Linked DNA regions of Homo sapiens: regions 2, 3, 4, 5, 6 and 7 are each linked to region 1. A link is a loop called in an ENCODE intact Hi-C map of the cell type or tissue named here. Cell type or tissue: MCF 10A. All regions are shown on one strand. Each heading gives the region's core, and the rest is flanking DNA. Links, peaks and the distances in the headings are about the cores only. Region 1 holds the start of LOC100506474 (a long non-coding RNA gene). Region 2 has its middle 190 kb from the start of MIR3125. Region 3 overlaps MIR3681HG (MIR3681 host gene). Region 4 overlaps LOC105373430 (a long non-coding RNA gene). Region 5 has its middle 65 kb from the start of MIR3125. Region 6 overlaps MIR3681HG (MIR3681 host gene). Region 7 overlaps MIR3681HG (MIR3681 host gene).

Region 1 (4,558 bases), core at 404-4,403:
TAATCCATTAACTTCACTTGCCACCTGGTCAGAATTCAGCTCCTCCAACTCTGAGGGTGTTCTGTCCAGAACTATAGCAGGAGAGAAGAATTTCAGTCTATCACATACACATTAATTCATTTTAAACACTTTGCATTTGATCCTTCAGGATATGCAAGACTACATTAGTCAACCCAAGTAATATAAAGTAGAGACGTGCTAGTCTTTTCTTAGCCTTGAGAATACGCATTCTACGTTGCTATAGAATGGAGAACACATTCCTATTCTAATTTATTTCTATTCTCATCTTTGAAAGATATGTTAATTCCTTGTAGTTCTCAGGGGTGATATAATCCAAAACAGAATTAACTGAATATCCTATTTGAAAAAGTGCTATTGCTAAATGGCAACCATGCAGTTCTATTGTGTGAGTCATAAGAAATCAGCTTGCATGGGCATGCCGGCTTGGGAGCATCAGCCTGCTTCATCCATGCTCTGATTTGAGAGGTGGAAGTGCTGGTGCTTTCTTCCTGTAGCTCTTTGAAGATCAGCTGTGGGAGTCGTGAGCAAAGTCTAGGGGCTGGAGGTTTTCCATTGTAATCCACTAGCTAACCAGACAAACCAATGCACATCCCTGGGCCTTCAAATGTTGTAAGACCTGGCCTTGCCTGTAAGAGGACAGCCAGTGGCCCACCTCTTGAACTTCCCTACCTCCCGCTGGTCCAATATAGATGCTGACTTTTGAACTGTGGAAGGAACGAACTGTGTATAGAGAGATGTTTACAGATGCCCAATTGTCAGATCATCTTTATTTGCAGGGCAGTCACGTATATTGGGCAGAGTTTGGGCTTTGGAATCACCCAGATAGACAGACACTAGAATCCCAATGGTTAGTACCTTGTTCAGGGACCTCAGGCCACTCAGCCTCTCTGAACCATCATTTACTCATCTGTGGGGATGACTGTCAGCTGTTTGATGAGGATTTTAAGAAGGCAATTCCAGTGTGCTTTCCCAAATTGCTAGATCATAAAATTCACCTGCAAAGTCTGTCCTCATTCAAGAGATCTAGAATGTTCCCCAGAAAATTTTATTTTTTGAAAGCAAGTTTGGGAAACATAGATAACTTGTTAATATGAAACATTAAATACATTTTTAAAATGTGTATCCTTTTTCACAGAACATTTAAAAATTATTAACGTTCAAAGATTAACAAAATCTAAAATGACAAAGATTTTTTGATCCAGTCATCCGTGAAGGCTTTTTAAAATCTGTGAATGGAACCATTGTTCTTAATTCTCATGTGTCCATTCTAATATCCGAGCAAATCTCATTCTGCTGAAAATCTTCCTTGCCTGTTTTTAAGATGATGAACAGACTTCATACAATCCTACTCAGTACAAGCACTGCATTTTTATTTACCTAAGTAATTTCTTTGATTCTTCTAAAACTAAACTCACATGAGTTATTTTTTAAAATCACAAATATGAAAAATGTTACACTTTAATTTGACTTACTCCTAACTAAGCATATATATATATAATTCTTTTGATGTCCAAATATCTCCCAAGGAGGACTGATGACATTTGAAGCATATTTGCCCACCAAAATAAATAAATAAATAAATAACGTTAAAGTATTAGTGTGAGTGTGATCAATATTCTTCCCAACTAGAGATTCCCAGAGTTTAACTAGAGTCAAATCTAAAGATCACAGATTTTTTTTGTAAAAATCTTAGCTTTTCCTTCCAATAAATTCACATGGTTTTTGCCTCATGAATTTCCAATACTTCATCCCCCATCCCAGCAGGCAGTAAAGTCCAACCTTTTCATTCAGGGTTAAGGTTGCCCTGAGCCCTCCTGAACTTTCTAGCCCTGCCTCTTGTATCCTGCACACCCAGCCAGATGTGTGGGGGACACCCTGAGCTAACTGACCTCCATGCTCTTTTATGCCAATTCCCTCCACCGTAAATGAGCTTCTTCACTTTCGATCATCAAAATGTGAAGACTTGCAAAAAGTCACTGCCAAGCCATTTCTGATTTTTCGACTATGCCCAATGCTGCTTGGTCCACAGTTAGTTAACTTTCACAGGCACGTTTCTGTAACATTCCCGCTGTACTTCCCACATGAGAAATGCTGTCCTCCGGTTTGTGTTCAACTTACTGGGTGTAAAGCCCGTCTGCATACAAGCTCCTTGCGACTGTGTGACTCCCTGTCTCCACGGCCAGCGCCTAACACTGCTTCAACCCTGAAGAGTTGTACAACTTTTTTTGGTGTGAACTAAAATCACCAATAAAAATGATATTGAAATGATTGAGCTTGTTCAACTAGTCAGAGAACAGCTGGGTCCATTTGGTTTTACATTGGCCAGAATTAGTCTCAGCTGCTGTGTGAATGATTATTTTTAAATGTAAATATACGGGATTCTGGAGCTTCATTCTGTCCTGGTTCTTATGACAGAATAGTCTCTTTATTCTGCTCCCATTCCCTGAACTACATACAGCTTTAATGCATTGATAAATCCTTTGCAGGGTGTTTTGTCTGTCGCTGGTAGCCTTGGAGTTACAGGAAAAATTCTAGGAATAATCACCAGGTGGCGCCAGAGCCACATTACAAAGCGCCTCTGAGGTCTCCTCCCAAGAACGGGGTGTGTTTGTCCTCTAGCACTAGGTGGGTTTGCTCCCTCCCTAGATCTTCCATCCAGGATAGTCCTGGAAATGATCTTGATGCTATCTGTTCCTCGTTACAGCAGACCTGCTCAACTTCAGCAGCTAGAAGGAGGATTGTCTTTCACCAGCTGCAGGAGCCTGTTCCCACTACAGTGAGATAATAATTTCGTTTTTTTCAAGCCAAGAAGTATTTATTGAAAGCCAGCTATGTGTTTTGTTTTATTATCTCTTGATTTAAAATCTAGCATTTTGCTGCTGTAAGGGAACTTAGAGTTCTTCTATCTATCATTATCTCCAGTTCTATTTAATAGGGAGAGATACTGAGGCTTAGAGAGGAAAGGTTACCTGGCTAATACTATTCACCGAGTTTGTAGCAGCAACCGTATTTAAGACCAGACTTCCCAGCTACAAACCACCTCCTTCACGCTCAGTGGTGCTCCAAGGCAGCTGGACTATAAGCATCTCGAGCACACAGATGTGGTCCCATTCTTCAAGTCTTGACATAGCAAAATGCCTTTTTAGATTCTCTAAGAGATGTGCAATTGATTGATGAGTAAACTGACTTTATTTTTTAAATTCTGATTTAAAAGGGTAAGTATTTGACTCAGAAATGCAAAGATTTTCTTTTCTTTAGGAATATTATGAATTTTTAATTCAACCCAGTATTTTCGATAAAATTTAAGAAAATGAAACTTCCAAGAATTGAATAACAATCTCTTGGAAGTCATATTTAAGTGCTCATTTGTGTCTTTAGCAAGTCATGGGTATGCGGCATATCAGAAATGTTCGTAGGAGGTTTAATTCTTACAACACTGAAATTGTTTTTAATGACATGCTAAAGCATAGTTACTGTGAAGACTCACTCATGTTTTCACAAGCTACGTAGGAAGTGCCTTTTACATGGCAGGCACTGTTCCAGCTCTGGAAGTTCAGCAGAGAACAGAAAAGATAGAGGCCCCAGAATTCACAAACTTATATGCTGATAGCAGCAGACCTACAATAAACCAAAAAAATAAATAAATAAAATAAAATACCACAGTATGCGGGAAAGTGATCGGGGCTGTGGAGGAGGAACAGAGGCAGGAAGGAGGACAGGAAGCACTTAAGGGAAAAGGCTGCACGGCCATAAAGGATATGTGCAGGAAGAAAAGGCCAGTGCAAAGAACTGGAGACAGGAATATGCCTGATGTATTGGAGAAGGGCAGGGAAGCCAGTGTTTCTGGAAGGGCGTGAGCAAGAAAGAAAATGCCAGCAGTAAAGAGAAGGCCCGAGACTATGTTAGCAGTTTTTTGTTTTGGTTTGGTTTTTGTGTTGTTGGGTTTTTTCTTGTTTGTTTTGTGTGTGTGTGTGTGTGGTTGTTGTTATTGTTTGTTTGGTTTGGTTTGGTTTTGCATAGCCAAAGAAGAGAGACACTGACTTTAGTCTCTGCAACAGGTTCAACTCTTATGAAATAATACATGGTTTTCCTTTTGCCAATGTAGAAAATACATAAAATGTCCAGGCTGCTAATTGAGCTTCAGGACTTGGTAACAGGGGAAAACTGTCATCTCAGAACAAGTAAAGATTGATTAATATCAAAATAATTTCCATCTCAGACTGGAAATTCTACCTATCTATTGGAGCTGACAAGCAAGATTGATCACCTAAACTAAGTTAATCATAACAAATGAAAATGTTGAGGCACCTATAATTAATTACTACCCAAATGAGATTCCCATCTTTGCTAGAGATAACCCCTGAATATATCAGGTCATCCATCTTTCAGTTCTTCTATTAGAGTCATAATTTCATTTTCCTGCTGGTTCCTCTCAGAACCCACCACGTGACTATGCAGGCAATGTGTGTGTTTTTCCCTTCAGTTTTTAATATAATTATATGCAACAAATATGCAACTAAAGAAAATGTTGAGTTCT
Region 2 (4,558 bases), core at 395-4,394, 76 kb after region 1:
GTCGATTAGGAAGCAAAGGAGAGAGTGAGGTATCACAGAGACTCTCAGGTAATCATGAACTGGAGCATGGACGGGCTAGGAGAAGGACTTAGGGACATATGAAGTTAATTCATAGGCTTCCAAAGCTGATATTGCCTTTCCATATTGTTCTCATGTTCAGATTGAACACTAACAAGTCTGGATTTGAATTAAAATTATTTTTATGGCATATTTGGAAGGATAAAGTGTGAGATTGACCAGGATATTTTTAAGAAGAGTAATGAAAAAAGACTGGGATTATCATATTAAAACATCCTAAAGTTGTAACAATAAAACTCCTGTGGGATCATGCAAGGGAACCCAAGCAGTGAAAATATATAGAAAGTTAAGAAAGAGAAAAAAGTATTTATAAACATTGAGGGCATGTTGAGACGTTTGGTTTATTCATGAAGTAATGTCAGAACATCTGGTTACACTTCTGAAAAATAATGTGTAGTCCCTAATTTATTACCAAGTTAAATATTCCTATACTAAAATAAAATTTTAAAATATACATGTGTATATAAATATACATCTGCATTCTTATATAAAGGAATGAAAAAGCTTTACCAACTATGAATCCAGTTATTTACCAACTATTAAAAGAAAATATGAATAAATTGGATTACAAAAATGTTATATCAAAAGATGCCATAAATGTAATTGAAAGACAATGAACTGGCATAAAATCTGTAGTAATACGTAACAGCAAAGTTAATACTTTAAATAACTGTAGTAAAATGATACAAAAAAGTAAAACAAATCCTAGTGAAAAAAAATCATCAAAAAATGTGACTAGGAAAGGCATAAAAAGGATTATAAATATACTATATACTTATATATGTACATAATATAGAGGTAAAAAATTCAATCTCACTGAAAATATTTGCAAAGACAAAAAAAAATGGTGGCAGGAATGCTGGATTGTCAAGACTTTCCAGGAAACAGTTTAATATCATGTGTCAAAATAATACACTTTGACCCATAAATTCCATTTCCAGGCATCTATCTGCAAATAGTGCAAAAGAATTCTATTGCCATGTTGTTTACAAATGCAAAAATTGAAAAGAATCTAAATTATTCAATAGCTGGAAGTACTTATTTAAATTATGGTATATTTATACAGTGGAATTACATATCTATAAAAATGAAAAGTTATATAGGCATATTCCTCAATATAGAAAATCTCCTTCCAGGACACTAGATGTCAGCTACATGAATGCAGTTTTTATGTATTCTGTTCACTATCATAGCTCTAGAGCCTAGACTCAAGCACAAAGTACGCTGTCAATAAATACATTTTGAAAACATGTTTGTTAAACGTGGTAGCCAGAATTCTAAAATGCCCCTTGACTTTTGCCCCAGTGGCATTCCCAGGATATACTACATTACACAGCAAAAGGGATTTTGCAGATGTCATTATGGTTACTTATCAGTTGATCTTAAGATAGGGGAGGTCATCTTGGTAGACCTAACCTAATGGTAAGAGCCCTTTGAAAATAGGAATTTTCCCAGATAATAGTAGAAGAGAAGTTTCGAGAGATTAGAAGTGGGGAGAGATTTGACCTGGAGGCGGCTGTCCATTGCTGAGATAGAGGGTCATTGTCAAGGACCTGAGAGGAGCCTCTAGGAGCAAAATTGGTCCGTGGCCAGCACCCAGCAAGAATAAAAAAGGTCCTCAGTTTTGCAGTGACAAAAAACTCAAGTCTGCCCAAGACCAGAATGAGCTTGGAAGCAGATTCTTCCCCAGGGCCTCCAGATAAGAGCCCAGCTGGGCACATTATCTTGACTTTGTCCTTGTGAGATCCTAAGCAGAGAATCCAATCGAGCCTGCCTGGAAATCTGACCTGCAGAACTATGAGATAAATGGGAGTTGTTTTCAGCTAAATTTGTGATAAGTTGGTGTTTAGCAATAGGAAGCTAATAAATTAGACAAAATAAGAAAGTTACAAACAGCATATACAGTATGATTCCCTTTTTTGTTTATATATTCATGTATTTACGAGTTTATAGAAGAAGACCAACTGAAACATATGCACAAAGATGTTAGCAGTAGGGTTTTGGTTGCTAAATTAAATTAAATTGAACAGACCTAGTTTCATTTAACTAGTAGACATCTGGGAAGTCTGATACCCATGATTGTCATGGGCTAAATCTCGTGCAAATAAACTTAAGCCCTTTTCAAATGACACTTGACCATTGGAATTAATCTCTTCTTGCTGTTTGTTCACAGAGAAGTATAGTTCTGGCTGTGAGATCTCAAAAATCAGAGTTCAAATCCTAACTTCACTGCTTAGGAGGTTTTTAAACTAGGGTGTTTTAAATAACCTCTTATAGTTTTAGTTTCCTTCCATCTGAAATCTGAATGAGAATACTCACCAGTGAGGATCATTATGAAGATTCAATGGGATGATAAATGCAGAGGACATAGTACCACCATTACTAAGTACCTGGCCAACTCTGCCACCTACATTCACTAGTTGTTGTTCTTAACGCTTTGATAAGCATTGAGCTCCTTTAAGAGTTTCCAATTTGGTCTTTCCCAGGATCTTTCTGTGAGCATGTCATAGTATTCTCTAGTGTCTAGCACAGTGCCTGGCAAATACCAAGTGCTTAGTAACAACTTCTGGTTCAATTAATTCACGAATGAGTAAAATGAATATTGGTAAAGTTGAATGCTTGGCTCCCAAGACAATGCAGATTGCAGTCACACAGCACTACCACGAGATGTCAGTATAAATAGGAAAGCTCTACAATTCAGGACTATTCTGGACCATCTTCCCCATCCCTCTTCTAGGGCTCCCGGGAAAACACACAACTGCATTACTGAAGGCAGAGAGCAACCTGCCAGGACTTTGCTCACCTCTCTCCTATTTTCACTGTGTGGTTTAATGCCTTAAAAACACAATTCCTGATGTACAGAGAAAAAAATATCTCTGCTGAGCTTGCCCTAAATAAAGACCCAAGAGACCTCATTTGGGGCCACTTCTGTATGCACACCCTCTTTCCTGTCCCTGCCTTAAATCTACATTTTGGGCTTGGATAAGGAGGTGGTGCCATAAGGAAGAACATGCAGAGTCAAATTCTGATTCCTTTACTTACTAGTTGTGTGTGTGTGCAAGTTTCTCAACTTTTCTGAGCTTCATTTTGTCATATGAAAAAATAAGAAAACCAATATATAGAGATTACTGGTGCAATGTTGCAACCATGCAGATTTAAGCAGAATAGCCTTCTCTAAAGACTAATTCCAAGACTGTCCTGGAATCAAAAGGAAGTATTTTCTTTGCAACTCTGGATGGATATGGACAGTAAGCCCACAACTACTTGGCCTAGAGCATTCTATCTCCAACAGGTGCACAAGTCTCTGAAAAAGGCTTACTTTGACATGGCCCCCAATGGTAATTTACACTTGCAAAAACACACTCTATGGAGCACAGAGATTGTTCCTCAGCTCAGCAGACTCTAAAAAAAGGGTATGGATGTCATTGTCTCTCTGGCTTCCTGTGGTCTCCATAAAACCTCCAAGTAGAGTATTTTGGGCTCATAAAAATGTCCGCAGCCCATTTCTCATCTGCTTTAATGATGTTTCCTAATGGTTAATGTTGAGATTGGCATCTTTTCTCTGGGGAAAGTGTTGTGAGACTGGCTTTCCCCTTCCCCAAAATAGCTGGTGCACACAGCCCATGAGCTGGAATGCAGAGCTAGGATTTTTCTCTTCCCATGAAGAGATATATCCTCCAAGATATGGGAACTCTACCTCATTTTTTGCAGTAACAGGCAGAACGGCCCTATTGCCACTGGGAAACAGTTGACACACCCGTTCAAGGAACTCTCTCATGGTGTGCCCACCAGGAGGGAGGAATGAAATAGACAATAAAGAAAAAGATATTACTTAGCATAGATTATGTGTGAAAAGGGTTTTATGAGCTATATTTTATAGATTAAAAAATCTTGTTTTAGAAAGAAGCACATTATTTTGTTTAAAATGCAGACTCATTTCACTTGACTGGGCCACTTCAAGGAAGCTAAGATAAAATCCAGTCATGCCCATAAATAGCCTTAGGGATAAACATCATTCTGACACACAGAACTGTGATGAGAATGTGGTGGGGTGGAGGAAGGGGGAAAGGTGCATACTAAATAGAATGCCCTGAAAATGTAGGGGAAGGAGCAGTTCGATCTCACTGGAAACTTCTTAGAAGCTGGCTGGCTGAAACAAGCCCATCCCTCTGTCATCATTTAGGGAACACCTGCTCTCTGTGGGCCTCCTATGGAGCACAGCCCTGCCTCCATCACTCACATTAACACCAGTATTTAAGTGGGGACTCCTAGAGTCCAGCCACGTAGTAGCTCTACGCAGGGCTAGGCTTTTTACTGGGTTCTGGGCATATATGGATGAGTAATGTCCAATTTCTGTCCTGCAGGGGCTCACAACATAGTGAGAATAAAAATGCATAAACAGCCAGTTGTTTTTTTTTAAGTACTTTTAGAGAAGCGAAGAGGTGCTCTGTGGCATGGCAGAGCTAAGCACCCAGTTGCT
Region 3 (4,558 bases), core at 321-4,320, 690 kb after region 1:
TTTTTAGTCTTGTTCATAGAAATGGCATTGTTCCTTGAGTACAAACGAATTAAATTTGTATTTAGAATTGTCATTTCATTTAAGTGGTACAGAGACTTATGATTTCATGCATTTGGGTAATAAACCAATTTTACCATGGCCCTGCCAGGTGCCAGTCACAGGGGAAGTCACATACATGAGATGTGACCACTGGTGGGAAAACACAAGGTCAAATGGGGAACTGAGTTTCTAATACACAGTCAGAAATGCGCGACCAGTGATTGGGAAAAAGATCAGATGCAGATCCAGATTGATTTACGGAGAGCATGCATGTTTACTGATTGTATAACAATCCAGTGGCTTCTTAAAAGTAAAAACCAGCAGAGATAAGCAGGCCTATCACAAGCTCAGAAAAGACATGTGCAGTGTAGTCACAGCCTTTTAATCAGATGTATAAAGAAACAGCCAAGGTTATGAGCTCTAGAATCAATGCACCTGCATTTGAATCCTAAGTGCAAAATGACAGAATAAGTCAAGAGAAAGGCAGGCCTAGACCCCGGGTTTCCTGACTCTGAAGCCAGTGTTCTTTGACAGTAATAAGCAACATACACCACAATTCCCTCCACCTACTTCATCTCCAGATCTGGACAGTGACCGTTGTACTACATAGTGCTGACTTACTAAGTAAAGTCACCAGTGAAGTTCCTTAGAAACAACAAAGCTTTGAGACATATATTTTTCTAGACATTACCCATTAAACTACAGCAACTAGGTAATCCATTCCATGGTAACATTACCTACAAAAATTGGTTTTTACTCAGTTATCTAGAAAATAAACAACAATAAATCTCCAAGGAGCCTTGGTAGGGAAGCATCTCTGCCTTCTCTTCAGTCTGACTGTGCTTCTCACATTAGGGTGAGGTCAGTCTTGGAATCTGTGGCAGTGAACCTGGTTTTATGCAAATCCAGGCACAAATATGGTACCTCTCCTGGGAGGGTCAATTCTACTGGAAATTTGGAGGGAAACATTATTTTGTATTAGAGACACAGAGACAGCAAAATGCAACATTGCCTGAATTAAAACAAGGCATAGAGCTTACAGTTTTGTTTTAAAACAATAGCTTACATTTATGGAGCCCTTAAATAGAGGAACTTAACATATATTAAGGATTAACATCTATTAACTTAACCTTCAGAGTAACTCAATAAGGAAGATAAAATCGTTGAAGCCAACAAGAATCCAAACTGAGAGAGGCAACAGAAGTTATCCAAGACACGCAGCTCCCAAACGTATAGGGATTCAAATCCAAGACACTCTACCCCAGAACCCATAAATATAACCACTATGTTACATTGCCTCTCACTCTGGTATTTACTGGAAAGACAGTTTTAGCTATGTCACCATAAAGCAAGGGAGTATTCATTCACTCTCTCCTGTTGGCTTTGAGTACACAGTGGAAAATTTTGAGACGCCTTGGATTCTAGCTTCCCCCATGGCTGGTGGCAGTTATATAACATGCACATCAGTAAAACAGCTGAATTGCAAATAGTCTACTAACCTGGAAGGAATGTCTGAATGCCTCCCACACCACAATGGTGCTAATTCAGTTGGGAGAGTTTTGTGGGTTTGCTCTGATTTTATTGAAATAAAGGGTTTGGCTATCATAGTTGGTAACTTGAGTGTGTCTTTTGATCCATGTAGAAATAGCTCATCTAAATGACATTTACATGTTATTCTTAACTGCCTGCGGAATCAGATAATCCTTTCCCCAGAAGGATGTCGGCAGCCTCCATAATTTGTGAAGGAAAAGCATCCGGGAACGAACATGCTGTCAGGCGTGCCTTGAGGCATGATTTCTGGGTTGATGATTCACATACTTTTATAGCTTTGGTTTTTCACGGTCTTTGTTTTTAAAAAGCAATTTGAATGTACGTGAGCTTTATGACTGTGTGTATTCTTAGGGAGGCATTTGAGAGTATTTTTCCCCACATATTTAGGAACTCAGAATGTAATCTGGGAGACAGTAGAATTTGATTTGAGGTTAGAGAGTGCCCAGGTGAATGAGAAGGCTGGAACCTCCTGTTCCAATAGGCCAGCTCTGAACTGTGCCAGGGATAAATAGACCAGGAAAAAATATTGTGTCATAAACCCAGACCTTGACTTTTCACCAAAGGTCTCACCAAATGGCGTAGGGCTGTCTCAGGGCCCGAGTGTTCTGTGCAGGATGTGAAAGTTCAACATGGAAGAATTCCAAAATGTATGACTAGTCTGAAGTCAGAGGAAAAGTACCATGCAGGCTCTGATTCACTTAGAACTCAGGGATCTGTTTGCAAAGGCAGTGGAAGAGACACAGACATTAATGTAAGTAACTCTGCCTCAGGTGTACAAGGGGAGCAGTAAAGGCCACCGCCAGGAGGCCATCAATCTGGCCAGAGCCTTGGTCAGTAGCTTTAGCAACGCATGTGTGTTGATCTGAGACTTACTTGCCTGGCAGCACTCTTCCCATGCCCAGTGTCTCACGTCCAGGTGGTAACTGTCAGTCCTGCCCTCTTGACATTCCTCAAGGCCAGCCTCATTCTACTCCCACACTCTCCATAGAGCCTCCCCATTTCTCTCCTGGATACCTGGAATAGCCTCCCACCTAAGTCCGTGGCTCCCTGCTGAGCCTCACTCTGCAAACTTTCTTATCCCTAGCTTCCAGGGACATCTTTCTAATACACAGTTCTGATTGTGTCTCTGCCCTGTCAATAAAATCTTGGGAAGCATTGCATGACAATAAGGAGTTGTCCTTATTGTCATGGCATGGATCACCCTTGATCCACGATCCTGGGCTTTGCCTCCCTTTGTGCCCCTCTTTCCACACACCACACTCTGTTCCATTGGCGTGCTGGACTCTCAGATTCTGTGCCTTTGCTGATAGCATGTGTTCTCTCTGCCTGTGACATATCTGACCTCACACCCACACTGCTTCTGGCCTGCTGGGTTAACACATTTGTGTTCTCCAAGCCTCAGATATTGTGGCTGCCCCCAGGCCACCTCTGTTGGTTTCTCCAGGGTCTTTACACACCCTCCCCTGTCAACGCAGGCTATCCTGTTGAAACCACCTTTGCAAAAATTATAGTAGTAACAAAATTATGGTAGTAAAAGATCTGATCAAACCCATCCTTATCTTGCCTTTCCCTTAATTATTCCTGGGCTTTTGGGTTAAGCTAACTTTGAGAGACATTTAGTTTATAGTTTAAATGATAATAGGCCTTCCCCCAAACTCAACTACCTCTGTAAAGTGAATGAAAGGGCATCACCTGGGGGAGAAGGGGAATCTGAATTTTGGTAAGGTGTAGACATAGATGATTGCCAGCCATTCCTGCAAATAACTCCACTATTGTAGAACCTAAGATCGGCCAATTGAGCTATCTTTTCAGGTTTTTTGCGTGTCTGACACACATGGCTCTACTTGGGCCCACTGACCCTTGCTCCTATGACCCCCATCCAGAAGCAACTGAGCTCAAGTGGACACTGTTGACCCCCTGTAATTTCATCTCTGCCCCGATTCGGCAGCAAACACCCATTACCTGGCCACCCCCACCCTCTCCCACAGACTGTCTTTGAAAAACCCCTGACCTACGAGCCTTGGATGAGATTGATTTGAGTAGTAACTCTATGTCCCACGTGGTATGGCCAGACTTCCATCCATTAAACTCTTCCTTTACTGCAACGTCATGCTCTTTATTTGTGCAGTGGGCAAGAAGAACCCACTGGACAGTTATACTGTCACTGCCACAACAGAGTGACTCATCTCTGTACCATGTCATTTTTTACCTGACTGTCTCTCCCTCTGCACTATGAGCTCCTCAAGGGCCAAAACAGTGTCTTATGTGCCACTGTGTCCACAACACCTCACATTGGGCCCAACCCTGAGTACATTTTCAGTAAATCTGTGCAAATTGAATGGAATTGAATTTACTTTATGCAAAATTGAGAGGCAGGGGAGATTTAAATGAATTATTTCTCTTCCAAACCACATGTCTGGATTATGCAAAAGGTAAAAGGATCTATCTTTGTGGCTGGTGACAATTCAGCCCCCAAAGGCAATGTGGGGTCACCACTGCTCAGCATTTCCAGGGCTCCCTTCCAGAGGAAAGCTTTGCAAGCAGGCACTTGGCACAGTCAGCCACCAACTCATTGTAGGGCTAAAAAGGTGTGCACACTATTTTGGAGTAGAACACCACTTGGGACAATTTGTATGGCTACCTAAATCCAGTGCTGCTTTCTTTCAAAAAGATAGATTTTTGTTAGTCTTCCTTGACCTTCTGCTCTTCAAAATTAGTTCCTTTGTACACAAATTATAAGGTTTAGGGATTGGAAAGAGGGAGAAGCAGACTGGTCTCCTCTTATCCCTCTGCTGTGTGGATGAGCAGATATTTGGAGAAGCTAGTGCATCCAAATTCTCTGAGCAACAGACTTCAACCTCAGGGTACTGTCATTGGGCAAGGAAAAGGTCATATCTACAAATCAAATTCACCTCTGTAAATATGGCTTATCCAATATAGGTTGAAATTCTTATTTGCACAAAGACCT
Region 4 (4,558 bases), core at 404-4,403, 1.1 Mb after region 1:
TGCAGAAGTATTTGAGATCTAAGCTTAAAGCCCAGTCTCCTCCTCTGGATGTTCACATAGTCATGCCCATCTGCTTCTCCTGCCACTCACAGCCCACTCCACCCTATTTGCTCAGCACTCCAGCCAAACGAAACAGCTGGCTATTCTCAGGCAGGAGGCACGACGATTGTACCTTACTTATGCCATCGCCTCTGCTTGGGACACCCTTTTGCACAGTCAGACTCCTACACAGAGCTTCAAGACTTGCCCTGGGAAGACTCTTCTGACCCCTCAGATAAAATAAGTATCTCTTTCTCTCGTGTTCCCACGACCTATTTATCTTAGGTCAGGTTTTCTAGAAGCAAAGGCTAAGACAGGGATCCTTGTGCAAGTGATTTATTAAGGGAGTTCTCCTGGGAGAACCCTTAAGGAGAGGGAAGCAGAATAGGCCAGTGGGAAAAGCCAAGCAAAGATGCAGGCTCAGCTGAAGTCCACGTGGAGGCCGAACAAACCCTCAGAGTCGGCCCACCTGAGGCAAGTTGTGTCTGGCCTTCTGTGCCCCCTGCTATCAGTCAACCACAGCTGGAAGCCATCCCCAGACAAAGGACATGACCTTCCAGGCATTTCCAAAGCAGCACCCGTTACCCAAGACGATTCAAAGGGAAGGGCGCAGCTGTAGGCCGGGTGAGCCATCAGGTAAAAGGGCGCTGGGGGCACCGGCACTGTCACTTATCATCCGCCCCTCACACCTGCGCTTCACAGGCAGTTCACTCCATTAAGCACAGCGTGTTCTGGATTCTGGTTGATCACAATTTCTGGAGAAACATAAAAGAGCAAGGATGTTAGGATGAACTGCCGCCTCCACTGCTGAGTGGGTCCCAAGTTTGTCTCCGAAACTCACCATTTCCCTTTTCCACCAGCGATACAACATTTCCCTCCCCAGCAGCTGGGAGGTCTGCTGAGCTATGTGGATTTTCCTGAGGGAGATGGTACCCAGATCTTCACCTGGGGCAGCGGGGTGCAGGGAGGGTCTAGCCCCCGGGTTTCTTGTTCTTATTAGGCCATAGCTGCGGAACCTTTCCATTTCCTCTTAGAATTGAGTGTGGGAGTGCCGGGGGTGCCCAAGGGATCACCTGATGCCCAACACATTTCCTCCTGCCCCCACTGTGAAGCATTATGAAAGCAGCAGCTCACTGTTTCCTCGTGATGAGCACGGTTCATTACTCTTTTTTGTTTGTTTCTTTCTTTCTTTTTGAGACAGAGTCTTACTCTGTCACCCAGGCTGGAATGCAATGGCGCAATCTTGGCTCACTGCAACCTCCATCTCCCAGGTTCAAGCAATTCTCCTGCCTCAGCCTCCCGAGTAGCTGGGAATACAGGTACCCACCACCACGCCCAGCTAACTTTTTAGTAGAGACGAGGTTTCACTATGTTGGCCAGGCTGGTCTCAAACTCCTGACCTCAGGTGATCCACCTGCCTCGGCCTCCCAAAGTGCTAGGATTGCAGGCATGAGCTACCATACCTGGCTGGGTTCATTACTCCTACCGAGGTAGTAACTCCTTTCCTTGCCCAGTGATCTATTGGCACATGAACCCAAAATGACCGGGCAGCAACTGCAGCTTTACGTTTAGTGGGCTCTTTACTGTATTCCCTGATGGTATTAATAATTATTTCCCCTCCGGGCACCAAGAGCTTTAGATCCTCAGAGCCTAAAATTGCAGAGACAGACACAAATCCCCACGTGATTGCTCGGGGTGATGGGGAGCAGAGCCACTGCTGCTTCCATTTCGGGGTTCCTGGACCCACCCCTTCCATCTATTCTGCAGCAGGGCTCACTCCAGGGACTACACCTGCTCTGTCTTCTCACTCCCCTTTGCGCAGACTTTGAGAGCAGGGTTCATTTGTATTGCTCTGTGTACATACACTCACTCCCACTGCCCTGCATCAGTAAGGCCACTGATGGAGGAGAAAGGTGCTTTCACATGCCACATATGCCACACCTCTGAGTGGTATGGCTCATTTTCCTCAAGCAAAATATCAGGACCATGGTCCTAATACCTAACACCAGGATGATGGGTCAGGATGTTAAATTGGAGCCAACTCAGGATATCTACAAAAGCAAAATGGCTACTCAATTTGGGTAAAGAGCTGGCAAAGTTAAAAAATATCATAAGCAGTCTATATGTGGTCAGGAAGAAGGGGGACACCGAAGACCAGGATATATAAAGGCTCTGATCCTGGCGGAAATTCAACTTTGGAAATTAGGCTCATTTCTCTGCCAGGCCAGGCTCCCCTTATTTGGAAATCAGGGCAGCGAGATTGTCACCTGGGGTCACAGCAATGCACCAGGTCTCTGTCCCAAGGACCACAGTCTGTCCAGGCTCTGGGAGTGGAGGATGGGCTGGGCAGGGTGTGTGTATGGAATGTGCTAGACAATGGCCAGCTCCCTGGCCACAGCCAACCCTGAATATCCTGCCTTGGCCAGAAGGGTCCTGGAGAGGAAGCAGACACCGAACAATTGGGAAAGGTCTAAAAACCGCAGGAGTCGGCTGAATACAGCCAAGAGGCTGCCCAGTGATGCAATTCATGGGAGACAAAAAAAAAGAAAGAAAGAAAAGGAAAAAAAAAAAAAAAAGAAAGAAAAAAGAGCCCTCCAATCCTACCCAGGAGCATTCATCATTCAGCGTGACCTTCCAGGAATCTGCTGACAGACACAAAGTGTTTTGTGTAACTTTCTGCCTGGGACCTGGAATGACTGACGTGTCCCAGAGAAGGGGCGGAAGGGAGCTGGATGGTGGGGAGACTGGGGGAGGCGGGCAGCCTCGGTTCCCTGCAGGGGATTGTTGGGCACCATCTGCTGGTGGCAAGGGGAACGACACCCCACCTCTGACCCAACAAAGGAAAGCAATGTCTTGGGAAGCAAGTACTGAGGGAGGGCGTCGGGGAGAGGAACACAAACACACTTCTCACCTGCTGAGCCAGAGGCTTCCACAGGTACCTTCTGGTTAGGAAAGAGTTGCTATGCCCATCTTACAGATGGGAAACTGAGGTTCAGGGAGGTGATTAATTTCACCAAGGGTAAGAATGGACGAATTTGTTGCCATTGAATAACCATTCCTTGTTCTGAACTCATTCACAGAGGCTGGAATAGTTCCTGGAACATAAATGCTGGCTGAGTGAATGGCTGAATATGGCTTGAGAAGTAACTTGTGTTTTTGTACTATGCCTGTCTGAACCCAACAAAATAGGAAAAAGTCAATGCAAACCGAGAGTGGTGGCTGCGATTGCAGATGGCTCTCCGGAAACGCCCAGTGCATGACATCCTCCCCGCCTCCTGTTTCATCTGACAAGATTACAAACTACTTCAAAGCCTAGGGTAGGTTTTACTCCTTGTTGACCTCAACCTAGCATTTAGCTGTCCTGGAGGGGCCACAGAAGGAAGAAAGACGATGGAGCTGCATAGGCAGGCACCAGATTTCAAAGAGTCTCAAACCGGTGCAAGGTGACAGGTGACAGGCTACCACTGAAGTTCTGAAGAACCCTTTGCTATTGTGACAGCTTTTCGCCAGCCACCCAGTTGTTTCATGTCTCAGTGGAGGACCCTTATCTTCTCAAAGGTCTAGTGATATTCAGGTACATCAAGCCTTTTCATGCTGAATTCTACCAACATGTCCATCCATCCCGTCCTAATCCCACCCCCCGACACACACACACACACACACACACACACACACATCCTTCCCCCAAACACAGAAACATACCTACACACCAACACTCCTACACACAGGCAAAAACTTCACCAGTCATCAACTGTTACACAGTAAACATCAACATCTCTAAACGCTGAGATAGGTAACATCTTTGAATCCTTGCAATTAATTCCTCCATTATCCATTATTCCTCCATTCTCTCTGACTGGGATGAACATCGCCCTCGGGCAAACTCCCGTTCAACCGTCAAGGCCTATATCCAACATCACCCCACTCTTTGAAACCTTTCCCTACCCCATCACCATTTAGTGTTCCCTTCTCTGACTACCCGGGGAATATGTTTGGAGTTGACAATAACACTTAAAGCATTGTCTTCATGTGTGCATGCTGTTGATGTAAGTAGTAAGAGTTCATTGAATGAATAAATGAACAAATGAACACAGTTTCTTAAAATCCTCTAAGAAAAAGAAAAGGAATTGAGCCAGCTGGAAAGGGAACCTGGCCATCACCAGCCGCTGCAATTCTAGCTTTGGACCCAGGCAGCTCTCAGCCCCTTGGCCTGACCTGGCACCTTTCCACAGATGTGACTGACTGCCCTTCTCAATGTGGGAGGGAAAAGGGAGGCCCCTAACTAATGGAGGGAAATGCACAACTAGTCATCGAGAAAAATTACCTTCAAAAAACAGCAGCATGTCAGAAGCTTTGAGAGCTGAAAGTTTCAACATCCAGCAAATCTCCCCAGACACTTTTAGGCCAGCATTGAACACTCATTTCTTGTTCTCAGGCTCTGACCTGTCTTGGTATTTACCTAGAAAAGATGACTTCCAGACTGCCTGAGAGACATGCACCGTGACTATTGATTAAATGA
Region 5 (4,558 bases), core at 309-4,308, 210 kb after region 1:
ATTTAATGGGTTCAGGGAACAGAGAGTGAGAGGCTTGTGACATTATCCAACACAATTGAGCAACTATCCAGCAGTGCCCCACTCCTTTCTAGGGAATATCTCATATCCATCATTTCTGTTTCTTGAGAATCCACCCATAAAATAAAACTAGGCCTATTTTGATATCTTGCTGAAGGACATTCTTCAATAGGTATAGACCAATGAGAGCTCAAGTTAAACATTGTAGAGGATATTAGTCATGGAAGTGTGAAGAATTACAATAAAAAATAATTCACACTGAATTTCAAAGTGAATTTGTTGCTAGTCTATTTTATCAATTATCTTTCCAAACATTGAATCTATCTTGGAATGTCTTGATTTTAAAAAACTCTTTTTTAAAAAGTGAGAAAGATTAACTTGCTCTCTATGGGTAGGCTTTTTGATGAGATGCTTTATAGTTCAGGCTAATGACCCTTTCTGTATTTCTGCAATAAAACAGTCACTGATTGGAAAAGGTAAGATTGATTTCTTTGATTTGTAAATTAATAACTACCACTTTAGGAAGGCATGGCTTGACAGATTTACACATATGGAGAGTGTTCATTATCCCAAAGATGACAGGACAAGAGATCTTTTGGTGATCTGTGGTAATAGATTTCTAAAATAATGCCACAAAGAATACATCATGATGCAATAATGCACCAGGCATATGAATGAAAACAGATGTTATATAGAACACTCTTTCAGATGCACATGTGCACATGTAGAATTAATTACATTGCTTTCATAGACATTCCACAGATGTTACTAAAGGGTTAATGTAAATAGCTAGAAATTGTCTTATTTTGGTTGAATAAATAAAAATAAAATAAACTACATAATTTCCTTGTGTTAAAATTCTTGTTACTCAGGTCACAGTCTCTCTTTATTTTCAACTTACCAGTCATGTTGAGAAAGTTTCAAATTAGACTCAAAGTCTGTTAAGGAAAAAGGCAACAAAATCAACAACACTAAATAAAAATTCTTGTTTTATGTGATAAAGATATATATGTATATAAATATGTGTGTTTATATATATATGTTTATCATACATATGAGAAACTCAGCTTTAACAACTGTTCAGCATTCAATATCAGAAATAGTTCAGAAAATGTGAGATATTCTGGAGACTTAAAACCTCCCATCTTCAAATTCCATTTTGCTAAGACAGAAATACCCAATTTGTAAGTTGTCTCTGTTTTTCTACATTCCTTGTGAAAGGAAGACAGAAAGCCATAAGGTGAAAAGTGGTCAAGGGACTCTCAGCACCCATCTCATTGTGGTCTTCCAGGAAGTCCATCAGAGCCAATGAGGGAAAATATGTTATAGGCTCACAGGCAACCCTTGGAGAAGTGCCATTGAACCTCATACTTCAGGTGCCACCTTGAAAATGAGAGCATTCCAAAGGAACAGTCATCCTTTCATAGGGAAGTTTGTGTTTTTTCACTATCAGCCTTCTGTGTGCTTCTCAGTCTCACCTCACACCTCCTTATTCTATCCCATAATCTACACTCTGGCCACAGCGAGCTGCATGCAGATCCCCACATTCCTTTGTGTATATACTGTTCTGTCCGCTGGGAATGCTTTTTCCCACTGTCTATGTGACTGAGCTAATTCCCACTTACCCTTCAGAGCTTAGAATAGGAAACATGTCTTGTAGAAAACTTTTCCTGGGTTCCATGGTCCTCTTCTTTGTTCTGTGGGAAGGATCAGATGAAACAGAGGTGAAAAGACTCCAGGAGAGTTCCTAGGTCTGCTGTTTACTGACTGCCAACTAACTAGCATTGTGTAAGGACTGGTCTGTTTGGCTTAAATGTACTGGGTAGGACTGGAATACATCCTGGTCCTACTACCACAAAGTACATTTCCTAAAAGATCAGAGTTTTATGCTTTATTTTTCAGTTATACTAAATGGATGGTCAACGCTAAGCCACAGCCATGTGAATGCCAGTAACAAGCTCCACTTAGCTGCTCATGTGGTCATCACAAATAGCATAATCTGAAAACGTCCCTACAGCCAGAGCTAGACAATTCTTGTTGACATCGGTTATCCTTACAAACTATAGACTGTGCCTGATTTATCTGTCCAGTCTGTACTTAACTACTTCTTCATGCTCTGCTTACACATTTGCAGCTACATGATTGAAATGACAGTGTGAATAAAAAGCCAGGGGTTCAGTCTAGGTCCCGGTGCTCACTGCACAGAAAGCCCATCACTGAGGCAAGTATTGTCAGGGAAGAAGACTTTAATCAGGTGCTGCAGCCCAGGAGATGAGAGATCAGTCTCAAATTCATCTCCCTGACTGCCTAAAATTAGGGGTTTCTATATCAAGGAAAGAAATGTAATCATGTATAAACCATATATTAAAAAAACAGGAACCGAGGAGAGGTCAAGATGAGGAGTTGGTCAAGAGGAGGCAGGTGATCAGTCAGGCAGATATAATGGATGAGGGGTCTGGCATCTCATTGTCTGGGTGCAGTGATCTGGTAAGTCTCAGCTCCTTAATTCTATCTGGGGAGGCTGATGGTTTGTTTTGTGAGAAAGGAACTCAGATAAAACAAATGTAACTTTCTCAAGTTTTAAGACAGGAAGGATCAATTTCTATGTTTATTCAAAGAAACCATAAACATCAGTTATGTGGAACAATTAGGTCAGTTTCAACAGATCATCGAGAGGAAAGATTGCTGCCCATTACAATTCAGAAACTAAACAAATATTTACTTAATGCAAGTGATATGGAGGTGAGCAAGACCCTGCCCTATTTTGGCACCTTGCTTTTCAATGTACCCTGGACCAGCACAATTGACATCAATTGTTAGAAATGCAGACTCTCAGGGCTTGCAGCAGACCTACTTGATTAGAAACTGTACTTTTTTAAACTTTTAATTTCAGGGGTACATGTAAAGGTTTGTTATACAGGTAAACTCATGTCATGAGGGTTTGGTGTACCAATTATTTTGTCACCTGGGTACTAATTCTAGTGCCCAATAATTATTTTTCCGATCCCCTCCCTTCTCTCATCCTCCATCCTCAAGGAGGCCTCAGAGTCTGTTGTTCCCCTCTTTGTGTCCATGTGTTCTCATCATTTAGCTCCAATTATAAGTGAGAACATGTGGTATTCAGCTTTCTGTTCCTGCATTGTTTGCTAAGGATAATGGCCTCCAGATCTTCCATGTTCCCGTAAAGGACATGATCTCATTTTTTTATGGCTGCATGGTATTCTATGGTGTATATGTACCACATTTTCCTTATCCAGTCTACCATTGATGGGTATTTAGGTTGATTACATATCTTTGCTATTGTAAATAGTGCTGCAATGAACGTGTGTGTGTGTGTGTGTGTGTGTGTGTGTGTGTCTTTATGGTAGAATGACTTATATTCCTTTGGGTATATACCCAGTAATGGTATTACTGGGTCAAATGGTGTTTCTGTTTTCAGCTTTTTAAGAAATCACCACAGTGCTTTCCCACAATGGTTGAACTAATGTACACTCCCGCCAACCATGTATAAGCGTCCCCTTTTCTCCACAACTTTGCCGGAATCTGTTATTTTTCTACTTTTTGATAGCATCCATTCTGACTGATGTGAGAGGGTGTATCTTTGGGGGTTTTATTTGCATTTCTCTAATGATCAGTGATGCTAAGCTTTTTATTGTATGCTCGTTGGTCACATGTATGGCTTCTTTAGAAAAGCGTCTGTTAATGTCCTTTGTCCACTTTTTAATGGGGTTGTTTTTTCCTTGTAAATTTATTTTAAGTTTTTTATAGGTGCTGGATATTAGCCCTTCGTCAGATGCATAGTTTTCAAATATTTTCTCCCATTCAGTAGGTTGATACAGATAGTTGATAGTTTCTTTTCCAGTGCAGAAGCTTAAAGAGTTTAATTAGATCCCATTTGTCAATTTTTACTTTTGTTGTGATTGCTTTTGGCATTTTCATCATGAAATCTTTGACAGTTCCTATGTCCAGAATGATGTTTCCTAGGTTATCTTACAGGGCTTTCATAGTTTTGAGTTTTACATTTTAGTCTTAAATCTATCTTGAGTTGATTTTTGGGTATTGTGTAAGAAAGGAGTTCAGTTTCAGTCTTCTGCATATGGCTAGCCAGTTTTCTCAGCACCATTTATTGAATAAGGAGTCCTTTCCCCATGCTTGTTTTTGTCAACTTTGTCAAAGATCAGATGGTTATATGTGTGTGGTGTGCCATTACTTCCGGGCTCTCTATTCTGTTCCATTGGTCTATGTATCTGTTTTTGTACTAGTACCAATTCTATTTTGGTTACTGTAGTCCTGTAGTATAGCTTGAAGTCAGGTAGCATGATACCTCCAGCCTTGGACTTTTATTTTTTATTTATTTATTTATTTATTTTATTTTTATTTATTTATTTATTTTTTTTGCTTAGGATTGCCTTGGCTATTTAGGCTCTCTTTTGGTTCCATGTGAATTTTAAAATAGTTTCTTCTAGTTCTGTGAAGAATGTCATTGGTAGTTTGGTAGGAATAACACTGAATCTGTACGTTGCTTTGGGCAGTATGGCCA
Region 6 (4,558 bases), core at 185-4,184, 830 kb after region 1:
ACTGTCCTGGCTTGGGTCCCCATCTCTACACTGATGCCTCTCCTGCCTCCCCTCCAGACCATCCTTCTGAGCTCAGGTTACAGAGAGCCAGCAGCCTCTGCACGATGGGACCCAGGATCCCAGAGTGTGCACCCACTTTGTCTCTAACTCTGGCATCAGCCTCCTAGTCAAGTCATCCAAAACACCGGGAATGATTCTGGACCTGTTCTCTCCTTCATCTGCTGCAAACTGAGTCTTGCGTTTTCTGTTTTCTCAGCATCAGATACTTTTTCCTTTTTCTTCATCCCCTGTGAGATGCTGACCACAGTCCTGGCTCACCCTTCTCATGCCAAGACCACTGCCATCCTGGAAAATGGGCTGTGTGCCTCTAACCGCAGTCCCTGCCACACTTCCTTGAACACTTTATAAAATTCAAATCTGATCACTCTTTCTTAACCCTCTTCAGGGTCTTCCAGTGCCCAGAGGATCACTTCCATCCAGAGTAGTTCATCATACGAGACCCTAGTAATCTGGCCCCTGTGTTCTCACTCAACACTTCTCTTTGAACGAATGCACAACTACTTACAATTCTCCCAAACTGCCATGTTGTTTCACGCCTCTTTGCATGCCTTGAAACGGAAATACCACTACCACCGCCTTCGGTCATTCTCTCTTGTTCACTTTTCAAGCCTCAGTTCCTCTTCCGTAAATCTCCACTCCTTTTCTGGGAGAATTATTCTCTTCCATGTTCCTGCTGACTTCTGTCTCCCACAACTCACTCTGTCAGGCCACACTGCCCACGTTTACATGTCTGTGACTCTACCACCTGCTGGTGTGTCAGTTTGACTAATTCTCTCAGTTTGTCTTGCCTTGCTTTCTTCATCTATAAAATGGGTATAGCAATACCTACCTCAGAGGTCTGTGCTCAGGATTAATTGAGTTAATATATTTAAAGTCCTTAGTGCAACATCTCCCAGAGTAACAGGCACATATTAGGTTCTCAGTAAATGTATAATTGAACACATAGAATAAGCAAATAGACACCAGCTACTTTTGTCAGCCCATGTATTAGTTTTCTGGAGTTGCTATAATAAAGTACCACAGACTGGGTGGCTTAAACAACACAAATGTATTTTTCTTACAGTTCTAGAGGCTGGAAGTTTGAAATCAAAGTGTTGGCAGGGCTGGCTTCCTCTAAGGCCTCTCTTCTTAGCTTGTAGATGGCGTCTTCCTGCTGTGTCTTCACATGGTCTTCCTTCTATTCATGTCTGCATTCCAAACTCCTCTTCTTGTAACGACATGGGTTCTATTGAATGAGCACAACCCCATGACCTTATTTTCCCTTAATTACCTCTTTAAAGGCCCCATCTCCAAAAACAGTCACATTCTGAGGTACTCAGAATTAGGACTTCAATGTATCAACTTTAGGGGAGAACAATTCAGCCCATAACAGTCCAAGTCTCTCAATTTTTACTGATGTTTTATTTTAATCCTTTGATAAGTAAACAGAAGAGACAGCCATGTCCTACTGTTGAAGGATGGACAGTGTAATGTCACAGTGCTGATATTAACATGTTCTGAGGCCTGTGTGAATGTCGTAGCTCCACTGGGCCTTGGTTTCCCGCTCTATAAAGAAAGGAGATGAACCTAGGTGCTGACTTCAGTCTCTCCCATCTCTGATGTTTGGGGATTATATGAATAACAAGTGCACACCCAAAAGGTAATTTAGAAAATGTCTTCCTTCCGTGTACCTTTGGACCAAGGGTCTCCTATCTGTACATCTAGGTCATTGTTGCCTCATGGGTTCCTAGTGGGTGCGGCTCATCTATTTGCAAATTTTTTTTTACTTCATCAAATACTAAATCTAACATTTTTATATTTCTCTAAAATGTTTCCTCTTTTTATGTGTTGCTGCACATGCATTCTGCTATAAATTGTTAACCATAGTTTAAACCTAAATTTATAAAACTCAGCCAGAATACAGAAATCAGAGCAGTACTAACCTTGAGGGGGTGAATACAGAGTAGGAAGGGGCCCGAGGGACCATCCAGGATGATGACAATGTTCTATATCATGACTGAACAGTTGTTACAAACGTACACACTGATGTAAGAAATCCATCTAGCTTTGGACCTGAGAGATTTGTGTATTTTACTAGATGCAATAATACCTCAACGAAAATATATAAATACCATAAGGATAGATTGCACTTGGTGACAGCTACCATGCAGAAATGCTGACCTATCACTTTTCTCTGAGCAGTTGGTCCTGTGATCATTTTGGAATGTGACTTTTGTACTGCCTGCAATTCAGGAAGGGAGGATGTAAGGAGACCAGAAGGTTAAGTCTTTTTCAGTACTCTTTCTATCCACATATTATCTCTAAAAAAGTGGAAGGAAAGAGGAAATTCTAAAGGAGCTGAGAAAGGGCTAGATGTGTTGGGTCTGAAATATCTCAGTATCCAGAAATGCTTGAGGGATTAGGACTCCAAGAAAGGAAGAAAGACACAAGCCAGTCACTATCTCCTGAGATGAGGCTGTTAGAGACCCAGAGAGAGACCCACTTCCCCTCTGGAAGGAGTTTCCACAGGGATGAAATCCTATTCACATTTATGCCTGTGTTCTTGCCCAGCGTAGTCCTTATCCCAGCCATTAGTGGGCACTGGGTGACTGGAGCATTCTCCCTCTGCTCCTTCAGTCCTTCAAACTTGCAAAAAAAAAGATAGATTACATAGATGATAGATAGATAAATAGTGATAGATAGATAGATAGATAGATGATAGATGTAGTAGGAGTGATTGATAGATTAGATAGAGGGACAGATATAGATAGATAGATATAGATAGATAGATAGATAGATAGATAGATAGATAATAGATAGTGGTAGATTATATAGATGATACATAAATAGATGATAGATAGAATGATAGAGTGACAGAGACAGATGATAGACAGATAGATATATTAACAGATAGTGATAGATAAATAGGTAGATGGACAGATAGAGATGGACAGAGATGATAGACAACAGAGTTATAGAGAAAGAGAGAGAAGGAAGGAAGGAAGGAGAGAGAAAGAGAGAAAGGAAGAGAGAGAGCAAGAGAGAAGGAAGGAAGGGAGGGAGGGATTCACTAGTGATTAGAGTTCTGAAAGGAAAACATCTCCTTTGGCGTCACTCTCTGACACTTAGTGTGATGGTACCAGCCCAGGCACAGCAGTGAGGACTTCCCCTCAACATGTGAAAAATAAATCTTTCTTACTTACCAGCTTCACTCTCTCCAGGGATTTTGGATCTATTCCTGCCTATGTGTGCTTGGAAAGTAGTACTAAATGGCAAATGATTTTTTCTATAATTATGTTTACATAGTATTTTTATTATATGCAATCTGAAAAATATCTTCATCATATTTTCTAACATGGGCAAATACATGTCTTAATAATCGTCTGAGAGGGCAATATCTAAATTTTTAATGTATTACCTGTTGTTTTCCTAAGTACTTAACCTTGGCCATGGTTCTACAAAGTGTCCATCCTCCAGAGGGGATGTTAGAACATCTTACGGAATGGATTCCTCTATTTATCCCACAGTAATAAAGACTTAAGTTCACACAAAAACCTGTGCACCTATGTTTACAGTGGATCTCTTCATAGAAATGGCAGACTAATTAATGGTTACTGGGGTTAAGAAGGGGATAGGAATGGAAGAGAAATGAGTGTGGCTACAAAAGGGCAACAGAAGGGCTCTTTGTGATGATGGAAATGTTCTATGCTTTGCCTGTATTAATCTCGATGCCTTAGTTGTGATATTCTCCTATAGTTGTCCAAGATGTTACTACTAGGGAAAACTGAGTTAAGGGTACACCACAGGGTCTCTGTAATAGTTCTTACAATTGCATGTGAATCAAAATTATCTCTAAATTAAAACATTAATTTTAAAAACTAAAAACAGATGCCTCAGGCATGGAAGATAGGATCACAGGCATGGGAACGGGGTGCTGGGTAAGGAGGTTCACCTATTAAAGCCACCTCTTCAATTCTTCCTCTGACAGCAAAGGTGTGGGCTTGCTGCTGCTTGAGGGGAAGAGTATATGGCAACTGGGGACCAAAAGCTCACTCTTTTCCAATGCCAGTGGATGGTGGGAAGGAGACAGGGAGAGAGAGTATGAGCACACGTCAAGCTGAAACTACCTAGACATTCCCCTCTCAGTACTAGAAAGGGACAAGGAAAGTGACAGCACAAAAGGTCTCTTGCCCTCACCAACCCCAGCAGAGCCATATCAGCTTTGAGGCTCAGTGTGGCCAGAGAGAGGGGAATCCTGAGGTTTTTCTTTCCAAGCCACCTATTTTCTTGAGTTTAATCAACTCCAAGATGTGAGCAGGGCATCCAGCAGGACTGGTAGCTACTAGGAGCTTAGGGGATGTCACCCAGGGGCCAGAGCTCCAGCTCAAGAACCCCAGATCTTTGCTCTGCCAAACACACACAGCTTGATGAGGAGGACCGGGAAGGGCAGGGGGGTTTCTGCCGGGGAACACATGGATGTGCTGCAGAGGTCGATGCACCCCCATTCCACAGGAGGTCA
Region 7 (4,558 bases), core at 393-4,392, 570 kb after region 1:
AACAATAGATAATAGTAGAGAAAACGAAGGATGGCTGCATGGGGGAGCATGATCCTCGGTAGAACTCAGCTAAGATGCGATCAGGAGTCTGCTCAGACGTTCCGACTGGAGGTCTAGTTTCAATTCAAAGTGACTTTATGGAATGAAGTTCCCTTCCATCACCTACAAATTTGACATTTTCTACTGGATTTTTGTGAAAACAAATCTCCACTTCACTTTCACAGGAGGTTGGTAAGGAGTCATAAACATCCCATTGTTCTTAATTCACACATTTGCAGATGGCTTTTGGGAGACCGGCACGCCCCACGTGGTATGTGGTAGAGCAGTGCACTGCATTGCAGTTGAATTTTAATCTCCACATACTAGTACTTCTGGGAATTGAAATGCCATTTCCTAAATGAAATGTAACCCCCTTTATGCAAATGATTCATATAACGTTTAATGCTTAAGAAAAGAAATATATATGCTCTTGGAAATACACTTAACTTCTCAGGGCAGAAGACAAATACATAAACAACAGAGAAAAAGCCCTCTCTGAGAGAGGTCTTGACAAGTAGGAAAACCCTCCTGTTCAGAGGATTTCGTGCATGAGTTTCATATATTTATGCATGTTCTTCATAGGCCTTTTTTTACTTCCTTCAAACTCTTCTTGGCCATGTTCCAGAGAGTTAAATTAATCTTCAGTTTGAGAGATTTTTCACACGTTCATACAGCTCCAGGTCTTAGACACCAAATCCAAACATACTTGTACTTACACTTTTAACATAAACTGCCGCTTAAATTCAATCTAGTAAACATTTTATTGGCATTTATCTTTTCCTCTCTCTCTTTTTTCCTTCTCCCCCTTTTTTTTCATGTGTTCTCCTTTCTTTGCCTCAGTAAAAACATATTTATTGCTATCCATGTTGTCAGAGACTTAATCGAGAACCTAAAATTATAAGGATCATTTTAAGGTACAGATCTTGCCCTCAAGGAGTCCAGACTCATGGGAAAGACAACGTCACAACCTATGCTGCAGTGAAATATTGCTGTAGTGGAAGCATATCCCCAGCATCAATTCTTCTGATGAAGAACAAGATGAGAGCAATTATTTCTATGGAGCTAGGAAGGAAAATGATTCAGGAGTTTAGGAGTAAGGCAGAGATTCCAGCAAGCCAAATGGAAGAAAGGCCCTCCAGGCAGAGGGAATAGCATTAAGCACAGGCCTAGAAACATGAAGCGCCATGACTGCTCCAACCAGGAAACACAGAACAGAGTCAAGTGCACTGATGGGAGAGGGAAGCAGGGAGAAGCAGGACATGATAGGCTGGGACTAGTTTGTCAAGAATTGTCTATTTCATGGAGGTAGATCTGCTAATACGGGTATTTTTGAGGTTAAGGATGTAGCCACTGCTAGGAGAAAAGTCCGATTTGGAATTCTAAGAAGATCCGAGATGAGTTCTTAGCAGCCAAGGTGAAGACAGCTTTTAGCTCCTGATAATCCTTCCCCCAAGACCTGCCATCACCGATCCTGCCTGTCCGACATCCGCGAACAAACAGATAGCAGACTTCTGGTAATCTCTTCTCTAGGCACACAGAGACTGTTCTTCTCACCTCTTATCACCGGGAGCCCTATCACCTCCTGCATCAGCCCCCCTGCCAGCCTCTCCTCTCCTCTCAGCTAAACAGGATTTTCTTCCTTAGTTTTCAGACTGGGGATAATCTTGTCACTTCTCCTAGAGTAGAAAGGCCTAGAAGTCAAGGGTTAGAAACTCTGGTGAAAATAATTCTCTAGTTGGAGCCTCTTGGCATTTGTATTAGAAACTGTGTTAATGTTTTCCCCTTTCCTCTGCTCCTCAAATTCCTGTTATGCAAAATTAGGTCATAATCATGACTTTTAGAAATTGGAAATATGCATACACATCCTATAAAACACAAGGTAAAATATTGGTATGTACCAAAACATTCTTCTCAATGTAAACATTTCTAAACAAACAAACATGCTTTGATTTCTTTCGTATTGTTTTTAATCTGTATGCTAAGGGGGTTATATATCCACATAAGACAACGTTGGAACCTCTAGGAATTTGCCCTAAGAAAGTAACTGGATTGCAATCAAAGCCATGAATGCTAGGTTGTTCTGTCAATGCTACCAAAAGTAGGGAAAAATAGAAAGCATCCTAAATTTCTACCTATTGTTGAGGATAGTTCAATTAATTTTCCTATACCCACTAAAAATTACAGTTTGGGAAAATAATGACAATGTAATTTCAAATGAACCAGTGGAAAACAGTAGCATGTATAATATTTATACATAGCATGGAAGGAAGAAATGTTGGAGGGAAGGGCAGCAGAATGTTAGCAGTAGTTATATCTCAGTGAGATGTTATACATGGTTTATTTTATTTTCCTTTTTGTAGGAAGGCAAATGTGATATTAGGTCACCTGCATGGAGGATCTGGGCCAGGTGTATGGCATACAGGAGCTGGTTAGGCCATAGCTTAACATTAAAAGTATGAACAGTAAAACCATGGCGGCCCCTGCTGACCAGGTGCCAGCTGGGGAGCACAGAGGCAAGCTCCATGGTTGACGGAGGGAAGGAGGCATGTAAGTATTCAGGATATCAAAAAAAAGAGGAGAATGCATACATAGACTTACAATCCTAAAGAGTTAAAATGGGACAGGGTTCATAAAAGAAAAATTAGTGATGCTTAAAAATCCAAATTTTAAGCTCCCAGTTCTAAGAAGCATTAATCCATCTGCTTCATGGGATTCAGACTAAAGCTTTTATTCATTTTTGCCAATTTTTGGAAAGACTCCATCCCTCCAGTTATATCTTGTTAGGCTCTTCTGGAACAGTAATACTCCCTCATGAAAGAATGTTCTAACTTCATGATGCCTTCCATTTCACAGTGATTTCTGCTTCATGGAGAGAAGAGATGGAAAACATAACTTTTAAAGTGATTTTTGCATTCTTCTTTAGATACTTTGCATTATTTTTTAAAAAGCTATAGACTTAAAAGATGAAAATTATAGACTTTGCTATTGTTATGGGCCGAGAATTGCACCTCACTTAAAAAAAAATGAGAGAGACAATTCTGATGTGAATCTCATGTTTATTGTTTTAAAAGCTCTGTGCTAATACCAAAAGAATGTATTTCTGGTGGGAAGTGCTATATTTCCATGCCTTCAGGGAATTTGACTTCTGTCCTAAAAATATATTTCCTTAGATATTATAAACAGAACACCTTAAACAATAATAAAATAAAATATGGCAAAAAAAAATCTACCACAAGCATAGCGATGTTTTACATCCTCATCATGTAAGGGCTTTAAAGCTATAGGAAAAGCCTGAACATCCACTCCCCCTTAATAGAAAAGTGTTCAAAGAATACAAAAGGCACTTTACAAAAGAAGTCTTGCAAGTGGCAAGCAAATGTGAAATAAAAACGTTAACTTTACGAATAATCAGTGAAATGAATATAAACACATCAGTAAAATAAAATCTGCTCTCAGTAGGTTAGAGAATGTGTTGTGTTTTTCTTATTGCTGTTGTTACATGTTCCTTGACATTGGTAAGCAGGTGTACAATAACATCCTCAGAACATTCTGGTGAGATAAATTGCTGCAACTTTTCTGCAGGACAATTTAAAATTGGCCTAGTTTTTTAACCCAGTAATTCTTATCCTTCCAATTTGTTATTTGAAAAGGCATGAATACGTTCATATTTCCAAATATGTAGTCACCACAGCATTTTTATAATAGCAAAAGTAACCCAAATAACTGAAAAGACCAAGAATAGAAAAATGTTCAAATTAATTACACTTAATCCATTTGATGGAGTCCTATGTGGTCAGTCACTAAAAATCATTTTTTGAAGACTAATTGCATAGGAGATTGTTTACAGTAATAAATAATTTTTAAAAACTTTAAAAATCTCAATATAATATGTTCCCCAATATGCTTATAAATGTATATATTTAAAATACTATCAAAAGTACATCAAAACAATCATGGTTACCTCTGCATGACAGGATTACCTTTTCCTTCTCTCCTGCTTTTGTCCATATTTTCCAAAGTTTCTATCAGAAATGGGTGTTACTACTGGGCACCCTGGCTCATACCTGTAATCCCAGTACTTTGGGAGGTCAAGGCAGGATACCTGATTGAGCCTAGGTGGTCTAGACCAGCCTGGCAAAATAGTGAGACCCTATCTCTACCAAAAAAAAAAAAAATGCTGGGAGTGGTGGTGCGCACCTGTAGTCCCAGCCACTTGGGAGTCTGAGGTTGCAGGATCACTTGAGCCTAGGAAATCGAGGCTGCAGTAAGTTGTGATCCTGTCACTGCACTCCAGCCTGGGTGACAGAGCGAGACCCTGCCTCAGAAAAAAGGAAAAATGGAGAAAGAAAAGAAATGCATATTACTCCTTTATAGTTCAATTAAAACTTCTTATCTAAAAACGAGATGCTATTTCTGAAAGTATAGAAAGCTCTCCTTGACTATGGATGGCAACTCTGAGACACTGGGCTGCATAATAATATTATGTGTTCAGCAGTGCGTCTCCAAATGTGTCACAGCT

The links. Peaks named below come from ENCODE experiments on the same cell type or tissue, not always from the same donor. Only the 100,000 strongest peaks of a DNase experiment are listed, where the experiment ranks them.
Region 2: it touches region 1 in a loop (10-fold over the local background); 50 of 110 quality-filtered maps call a loop at or near these places.
Region 3: a loop joins it to region 1, with 4 times the contacts of the local background. A loop is called at or near these places in 2 of 110 quality-filtered maps.
Region 4: it touches region 1 in a loop (10-fold over the local background); 69 of 110 quality-filtered maps call a loop at or near these places.
Region 5: a loop joins it to region 1, with 5 times the contacts of the local background. A loop is called at or near these places in 9 of 110 quality-filtered maps.
Region 6: a loop joins it to region 1, with 9 times the contacts of the local background. A loop is called at or near these places in 16 of 110 quality-filtered maps.
Region 7: a loop joins it to region 1, with 25 times the contacts of the local background. A loop is called at or near these places in 8 of 110 quality-filtered maps.

What each region holds. Positions count from the first base shown.
Region 1 is chr2:13,005,110-13,009,667 of GRCh38, reverse strand. LOC100506474 (a long non-coding RNA gene) reads left to right here and starts at 2,655. Exons shown (of 6, transcript NR_038434.1): 1 at 2,655-2,797. The region is part of intron 1 of LOC105373436 (a long non-coding RNA gene); the gene reads right to left. In MCF 10A, for the core only: a CTCF peak has its summit at 2,564 (motif pointing right); DNase peaks (open chromatin) are centred at 437 and 2,587.
Region 2 is chr2:12,929,598-12,934,155 of GRCh38, reverse strand. No RefSeq gene overlaps it. Among named protein-coding and RNA genes, the nearest start is that of MIR3125, 190 kb to the right of the region's middle. In MCF 10A, for the core only: a CTCF peak has its summit at 2,739 (motif pointing right); a DNase peak (open chromatin) is centred at 2,765.
Region 3 is chr2:12,315,903-12,320,460 of GRCh38, reverse strand. All of the region lies in intron 4 of MIR3681HG (MIR3681 host gene), which reads right to left. Among named protein-coding and RNA genes, the nearest start is that of MIR3681, 120 kb to the right of the region's middle. In MCF 10A, for the core only: no CTCF peak of the experiment used is centred there; DNase peaks (open chromatin) are centred at 1,810 and 2,230.
Region 4 is chr2:11,862,086-11,866,643 of GRCh38, reverse strand. It overlaps LOC105373430 (a long non-coding RNA gene), which reads right to left. Exons shown (of 5, transcript XR_922803.3): 5 at 360-794. Among named protein-coding and RNA genes, the nearest start is that of MIR4262, 27 kb to the right of the region's middle. RefSeq lists a silencer at 2,792-2,841 and an enhancer at 3,112-3,161. In MCF 10A, for the core only: a CTCF peak has its summit at 2,852 (motif pointing left); a DNase peak (open chromatin) is centred at 2,653.
Region 5 is chr2:12,799,882-12,804,439 of GRCh38, reverse strand. No RefSeq gene overlaps it. Among named protein-coding and RNA genes, the nearest start is that of MIR3125, 65 kb to the right of the region's middle. In MCF 10A, for the core only: no CTCF peak of the experiment used is centred there; no DNase peak of the experiment used is centred there.
Region 6 is chr2:12,171,816-12,176,373 of GRCh38, reverse strand. The region is part of intron 3 of MIR3681HG (MIR3681 host gene); the gene reads right to left. Among named protein-coding and RNA genes, the nearest start is that of MIR3681, 25 kb to the left of the region's middle. In MCF 10A, for the core only: a CTCF peak has its summit at 2,617; no DNase peak of the experiment used is centred there.
Region 7 is chr2:12,431,753-12,436,310 of GRCh38, reverse strand. All of the region lies in intron 4 of MIR3681HG (MIR3681 host gene), which reads right to left. Among named protein-coding and RNA genes, the nearest start is that of MIR3681, 230 kb to the right of the region's middle. In MCF 10A, for the core only: no CTCF peak of the experiment used is centred there; no DNase peak of the experiment used is centred there.